2 separate regions of the Homo sapiens genome follow, and region 2 is linked to region 1. A link is a contact called in ENCODE Hi-C or POLR2A ChIA-PET data. All regions are on one chromosome and are shown on one strand. Each heading gives the region's core, a stretch centred on a gene start or an enhancer-like site at or near the end of the contact. The rest is flanking DNA. Distances are from core to core; before and after follow the strand shown.

Region 1 (3,793 bases), core at 875-3,374:
AGGTCAGATTCTGATTTGATGGGCAACCCATCAATGAAATAGATAACACCTACACAGTTGGAGGATGAAGATACAATCGATATGCTCCAACAGCAGACAGGAGGTGTTTCCTGAAGAGAGAACCTGGTTCTTCACTCCAGAACTGTTAACTTTAAAGACCAAGATTACATTCGCAATTAGAAAACCGATTTGGTTCCACCACATCGTGAGTACTATAATATAGCTTTCTCTATTCTTTCATTTCCCCCTTCCCCATTTCTTTATTGTACATAACGTAACTGGTGTATGTGCACAAGCATATTCCTTTTTTTTTTTAACCAAGCAGCCAATGGTATGTTTCGATTGACATCAAGTGGTGACGGGATGGGGAAAAACACTGAGGCTGTGGAAATACCCCATTTTCTCCATTAGTGGCATGCTCAGTCGGCTCTTACGTTTATATTCCAGTAAGTTATTTTGCTCTCACTATTTTAACAAAAAAATAAAAAAAATCCTTGCATACCTTGTTCAGTTGGAGAATTTTAATGTTTTTCATTTACCATTGTAAAACCAAGGACAATTTTATACTTTTTTGTACGTAGCTGTTACGTGTAGGGCAATCTGTCTTTAGGGATAAATTACTCTAAAACAAAGAATCCTAGTTTTCCCTTCAAGTTAAGCATCTTGTTTAAACTCCTTGTTTTAAATGAAAAAAAGTATTATCATTCTGGTTTCTAATTTTTGAATTTTTGATGGCTGTCTCATTTATTTTCTTTGTTTTGCTTTTGTAGATAATCCTACAGGAAATACGCTTGACTTGTATTGCTCTATTCTAGTGCTCATATTTCTGTAAGGTAGATTTCTAAAAGGATTAAGGATTCACAAGGCTCAGATATTCTGAATTTGGGTGGATGCTGCCTAATTATCCTTCGAAAAATGTCTAAGCCTATACTTCCACAAATGACTGAACCTGTTTTTCTCCAAACCTCGTCAACTCTGGATACCACCTCTCTTAGTCATTTTTCCAGTCTGATGTGCAAAAACATGACATGGCCTATTTAAGTGCATAAAATTGATCAAGAGTGAGGACAGTCTATTGAATAAAAAAGATAAGTTCTCATGGTTAGTAAGAATAAAATGAGCCAGGATATTAAACATGGAAGAGTATATAGGCCTGTGAAAAGAGGGAAAATGAAGAAACCAGGAGAATTGTGGAATTTTTTGAGTGCAAGAAGAAGGGGGGCCTCTGTTTGCAGGAAAATAGAATAGGAATAATACAAAAATTTTTAATTAAAAAATAGAGAAAGGGGAGCCAGAGTAAGTGGGAATTTGATGAGGTTTAGTTGAGGTTTCAGTTAATGTCCTACGTGTGTACAGCTTCAGACTGGCCAGGCATTGGGTCTCCACTTCATGTCAATGATAAGATGATGTAATAGAGTAAGTCTTAACGAGGAGGGTAAGATCAGCGATCAGGTTGGTGGGCTCCACCTTGCAGGGAGGTCAGGAGGAGGTATGGGATGAGTGCTGGGTGACACAGGCAAGGGTCAAATTCTAAGGGAAGAAATTGCGTTAGGCACAGAAGGCCTAAACTGACGTGCTCAGGAGCGTCTGTGGCTGTTCCCTCTGGATTCATTGTTTCCAGGTCTAAAAAAGGAAGGAGCAGCAGAAGCAACTCAATGTTTTTTTATATTTGTTTGTACCAACACTATATTTTACAAATATTTACGTTTGTCTTTCATAATAGCCTTCTATTGCTGACTGGACCAAAGCCAAACTCAGCCTCCCTCCCTGACCTTTCTGCATGATGTCACCCTTTCTAGCATCTACCCACGGCACTCTCTTGTTGGCTTCCTTCCTCTCGTATGTCACAGTCATTTTCTTCACACACTCGACTTATTTTCAGTTTTTTAATCTCATGCTATCCCTACCCAAAGCAATGCTTTCTCTTGGCCCCAATCTCATATTTCACAAGTAAAATCCAATCCTAATCTAAAATAGTCTTTCCTTTTGCCAGAATATCATGGGCGATGTACTTCTATGAGCATATATCTCAGAGCTGCTCCACAGTCTTCTATTAGTATAAAGCGGAGAAGGCTGAACAGATTACTTTAAGGCCCTCAGCTCTGAAGTTGGGTTTTGGAGCCTGTGGTGTTCTTAGCTTTGGAAATTCCTCCACCTACTGGTTGCCTAAAATCCTGTCTGTTCACATTATATAATGAGGTTCGCAGTTGTTTTATGAGATCGGCCTATTTTTAAGAGTAACACGGGCCTCTTGTGAATGATGACACATTTCTAAGTCATTTCGAATTCCTAAAATAAAATTAAAAATGTGCTATAAAGAAAATATTTTCTTATAATAGAAAATGTTTTCAAGCAGATGACAAATTTCTTAATGCTTTTGAACAACCATTAGGGGGCAGAAAATCATTACACAGTATAGCAATTCAATCCACGTTAGGCTGGAGAAGAGAAAGCCTATTTTATGTGTATTTCCAAAAGTTAGTACCAAAATCAAGTTATTTTTCAGTGTAATCATTGATTTGGTGCTTGGGTATCTTATTTACAAAAGAAGCCTTCCGTAGTGGCTTTATTTTTTACAACTTGCTTCCTATCAGTGTATCAAATCAGATGAACCTTACTCTGAAGGAAACACTTTAGAGACCAATGTGACATCTTGGGGCAGGGTTGCCATATATGACTAGTAAGAATAGTTGAAATATGTTGATAAACTAAAAGTAAGTTTATCTCACTAAAAATTAGAGAAATTCATAACAAAACAATAGATTTATGGCTGCCCAAGTTTCAGGAACTCTCTTTTCAGTCACCCTATCAAACGATGGGTTCAAGCGTGGTTAAAAATAGTTCGCTACTTCTTTAACAGCTTCTCTTCCCCCAAAAAACAACTCCTTAAAGATTAGAATGCAATTATTTCTACTTCTCACTTCCATTCCCCCATCAGCCAGCCTTTCACCTCTCACCCCATGAAACTTCCCAATGAATGCCACCCTTGACTTCCTAATGGCCGAATCCAGGTTCTCTAATTGGAAGGATGATAAACAAGCACTTGCTAATTTAAGTTTAAGAGAAATTTATTAAAAGTATATCACAAGCTGGATACAGTGGCTCACGCCTGTAATCCCAACACTTTGGGAGGCTGAGGTGGGTGGATCGCTTAAGCCCGGGAGGTCGACACCAAACTGGCCAAAATGGAGAAACTCCGTCTCTACAAAAAAAACACACAAAAATATAGCCAGGCATAGTGGCACTTACCTGTAATCCCAGACACTTGAGAGGCTGAGGTGGGAGGATCACCGGAGCCTGGGGAGGTCAAAGTTGCAGTGAGCCATGATCATGCCACTGCACTCCAACCTGGGAAGCAGAGCGAGACCCCATCTCAAAAAATAAAATAATAGGCCAGGCATGGTGGCTCACGCCTGTAATCCCAGCACTTTGTGAGGCCAAGGCGGGCAGATCACGAGGTCAGGAGTTCGAGACCATCCTGGCCAACATGGTGAAACCCATCTCTACTAAAAATACAAAAATTACCCAGACGTTGTGGCAGGCGCCTGTAATCCCAGCTACTTGGGAGGCTGAGGCAGGAGAATCGCTTGAAACTGGAAGGCAGCGGTTGCAGTGAGCAGAGGTTGTGCCACTGCACTTCAGCCTGGGCAACAAGAGTGAAACTCCGCCTCAAAATCAATCAACCAATCACAGCTCCTGAAATTAAAGGAAGCATAGGTAGCAAGAGTTAATCAACACTCTTATCAGATAAGGGCCCTCTGCTGGCACTACATTTATTCCATCCTTGGATCAC
Region 2 (3,793 bases), core at 553-3,052, 80 kb after region 1:
TTGGGAAGTTTCCTTCCCACAAAATACTTATTCATTACGAAAGGTAAAATAGTAATTTTATAGTAGAGAATCCTCACAGACACCACTTTATGTAATAACCACACTGCCAGGAATGGGACAAACTGGTAGCCTGTGCCTTCTGAACAGTGAGAACAGCTCAGCACACTCCCTCAACGGTCTTCACTGCCAAAAGTAGGTAACTGAAATCTAATCATGAGGAAACATCAGACAATCATAAAACTGCAGAACATTCTACAAAATAACTGGCTTCTATACTTCAAAATTATCAATATTGTGAAACACAAAACAACAAGAACAAAAAACAAAAGGAACTGTTCTAGACTAAAGGAGATGAAGAGACATGACAACTAAATGCAAGACATGATGTTAGAATTTCTTCTTTTAGGCCAAGTGACAACATGTAAATAGAATCTGTAGATTACAGTGTTGTGCCAATGTTAAGTTTCTGGGTTTGACCACTGCTATGCATTATGTAAGGGAACTCCTTGTTAATAAGAACACAGAGAAAAAGATAGAGCAAATGTAGTAAAATGTGAAGTTCATGAAATTTTTCTTGCAAATCTGTAGAAGTCCAATATTATGCTAAAAAGAAAAAAATACACACACACACACACACACACACACACATATATATATATATATTTTGAGTCAGGGTCTTACTCTCTCACCCAAGCCAGAGTGCAGTGGTGCTATCACAGTTCACTTTAGCCTCGAACTCCTGGGCTCTCACGTGATCCTCCTACCGCAACCTCCTGCCTTGCTAGGATTACAGACACGCACCACCACATCTGGCTAATTTTTTTATTTCTTCTAGAGATAAGGTCTTGCTATGGTGCCTGGGCTAGTCTTGAATTCCTGGACTCAAGTGATCCTTCTGCCTGAGCCTCTCAAAGCACTGGGATTATAGGCATGAGCCACCATGATCACACTATGTTCAAAATATTTTTCAAAATTTTAATGTTAACTTAAAAGTATGGAGGGAGATAAAGCAAATATGACAAAATGTTAATGACTGGTGAATCAACATAAAGAAATACATGGCAAATCACTGTACTAATCTTTCTAAGTTTCAAGGTTTTCAATAAATTGAGTTGTTAGAAATGAGATAAAATATAACTAAAGGCATAAACAATAAGGTGTTAAGTAAACAAAATAAATACAAGTTAAATGACACAAAAAACCAGACAAACCCAGATTATGGGACATTTTATAAGACAACTGGCCTGGTCTCTTCAAAAACCTATGATCCAGCAATTCTATTTCTAGGTATAAACCCAAGAGAAATAAAAACATGTCCACACACACAAACACACAAAAAAACACTTATACATAAATGTTGACAGGAGCATTATTCATTACAGCCAAAAAGTAAAACCAACCCCAATGTCCTTCAAGTGATTAATGGATAAAACAAAATCTAGTATATCCATACAATGAAATATCTACAAAATCTAGTATTCCTTACAATGAAATATTATTCAGCCATAAAAAGGGAAAAAATGAAGTACTGATACATACTACGACGTGAATGAACCTTGAAAACACTATGCTAAGTGGCTACTGACGGGTATGGGTATGAGATTTTCAAAGGGTGGGAGAGATGGTAATACAAATGTTCTAAAATTTACCATTATGATGGCTTAACAGTTGAACAACTCACAGACACCACTTTATTTATAAAGTGTTTTCCAAACATGCTAAAACCACTGAATTGAAAACTTTAAATAGGAGAATTGTATGATATGTGAATTATCTCAAGAAACAGAAACCAATGTGGCCAGGGTGAGGGTTTGAGGTCTGGAAAAACAAAACCAAAAGCAGTATCTGAACCTTGCTCGAGTCCTGGTTCAAAAAAGCAATTATGAAAAACGTTTCAATATGGACTGGATATTAGATAATTTTAAGGAATTAGAATTAATTTTCTTAGATGGGATAATATAGGACAAAGTACTTAGGAGATGCATATCAAAGTACTTAGGGTTCAAAAGATAATGTCTGAAATTTACTTGCAGATAGTTCAACACCACCACATGAAAGAAACAGATAAAGCAAATCCGGCAAAATTATGTAACCTAAACAATGGGTACATGCTAGAGTTTACTAGTCAACACTAACTTAAGATCTGACCAAGGTAGTGGCCAGGCGCGGTGGCTCACATCTGTAATCCCAGCACTTTGGGAGGCCAAGGCAGGTGGGTCACTTGAGGTCAGGAGTTCGAGACCAGCCTGGCCAACATAGTGAAACCCTGTCTCTACTAAAAATACAAAAATTAGCTGGGTGAGGTGGCACATGCCTGTAGTCCCAGCTACTCGGGGGGCTGAAGCAGGAGAATCACTTGAACCCGGGAGGCAGAGGTTGCAGTGAGCTGAGACCATGCCATTGCACTCCACCCCTGGAGACAGAGTGAGACTCCGTCTCAAAAAAAAAAAAATTTGATCAAGGTGACAGCTATTTTAAAAGCATACCAATTCATAATCATCACTAATTCACAACCTTTATGTGTTATACAGTTGCTAGAATACAATGGTAGTTATATTTTACATTATTTAGTCTTACTTATTCTAATCAATATTCAAAGACTGGTAGAAATATACATATACTCACACTGCACTTGTTATCTATTCTTTGATTAGTCTTCCTGAATTCACCAGAAGGAGTCAGAGATGGTTTAAAATAAACACTTCGATTTGTTGCTATGGAAACTGGCTTTGGGGTCATAAGTCTCTGAACAGGAGGATATTGAGAATCCACCTTACAGGTAAAGAGAAATCAAAAACATTTATTTTCATATAAATCAATGATTCATATCTAAATTTTGACAATAGCTAACATGACCTAAAGACCATGAGTATTTCCCAGAGAAATATACAGTAGATACAAACAAATAAGAGGAAAAACTGATAATAATGGAACCTAAGGTATGTATTCATATACCTATGCACATAAATATACACACATATAATTCTAAAATGGCTTCACGGATACTCTATATTTCATTCCAGACTTAATGACTTTTCACACACATGCATGCATACAAAATGGAACTATATTCAAAACAGCACTACAGATCAAACCTTTTACAGTTTTTTGTTTTTTTTTTTTAAGAGACGGACTCCTGCTCTGTCACCCAGACCACAGCTCACTGTAGGTGAGACCTGGGTGATCCTCCCACCACAGCCTCCTGTGTACACAGGCGTGCGCCACCACACCCGGCTAATTTTTTTGGTTTTTTTTTGTAGAGACAGGGTCTCGCCATGTTGCTCAGGCTGGTCTCAAACTCCTGGGCTCAAGCAATCTGCCTGCCTCAACCTCCCAAAGTGCTGAGATTACAGACATGAGGCAACTCACCTGGCTTTTTTTTTTTTTTTTAAATGGAGACTAGGTCTTGCTGTGTTGCCCAGGCTGATCTCAAACTTCTGGGCTCAAGCAATCCTTCTGCCTCAGCCTCTCAAAGAGTGCTGGGATTACAGGCATGAGCCACTGCACCTGGCCCAGAGTGAATTTTAAATGCATGAACTAAAATGTACTTTTGTCACATTTTCCCTGAATTACTGTCCATATTTTTTGAGCTGCAAATAAGATATTTTAAAACTAGCTATGGGCCAGGCGTGGTGGCTCACACCTGTAATCCCAGCAATGTGGGAGGCCGAAGCAGGTGGATCATTTGAGGTCAGGAGTTTGAGACCAGCCTGGCCAACATGGTGAAAACGTCTCTACTAAAAATGTAAAAATTAGCCAGGCGTGGTGGCATGCGCCTGTAATCCCGGCTATT

What was found. Hi-C counts contacts between places; a loop is a spot of excess contacts on that map. ChIA-PET counts read pairs that join two places held with the same protein, here RNA polymerase II (POLR2A). Pooled maps may share reads with other maps.
Region 2: a pooled map shows a loop between it and region 1 (2.3-fold over the local background). The contact joins two enhancer-like sites. A Hi-C loop is called at or near these places in 2 of 168 maps with a recorded cell type or tissue (CD4-positive, alpha-beta T cell and naive thymus-derived CD4-positive, alpha-beta T cell) and 5 of 50 pooled maps. POLR2A ChIA-PET finds 5 or more read pairs at or near these places in 6 of 52 experiments (GM12878, WTC11, activated B cell and 3 more).

What each region holds. Positions count from the first base shown.
Region 1 is chr6:17,582,192-17,585,984 of GRCh38, forward strand. LOC102724591 (a long non-coding RNA gene) reads right to left here. Exons shown (of 5, transcript XR_007059485.1): 5 at 3,600-3,696. It also overlaps the pseudogene SUMO2P13. Among named protein-coding and RNA genes, the nearest start is that of FAM8A1, 16 kb to the right of the region's middle. Within about 2 kb of position 2,125, at least 9 of the 41 ENCODE cell types and tissues checked have a DNase peak (open chromatin) inside an H3K27ac peak, as active enhancers do.
Region 2 is chr6:17,662,614-17,666,406 of GRCh38, forward strand. NUP153 (nucleoporin 153) reads right to left here. Exons shown (of 22, transcript NM_005124.4): 9 at 2,626-2,772. Among named protein-coding and RNA genes, the nearest start is that of NUP153, 42 kb to the right of the region's middle. RefSeq lists a silencer at 2,525-2,819. Within about 2 kb of position 1,803, at least 3 of the 41 ENCODE cell types and tissues checked have a DNase peak (open chromatin) inside an H3K27ac peak, as active enhancers do.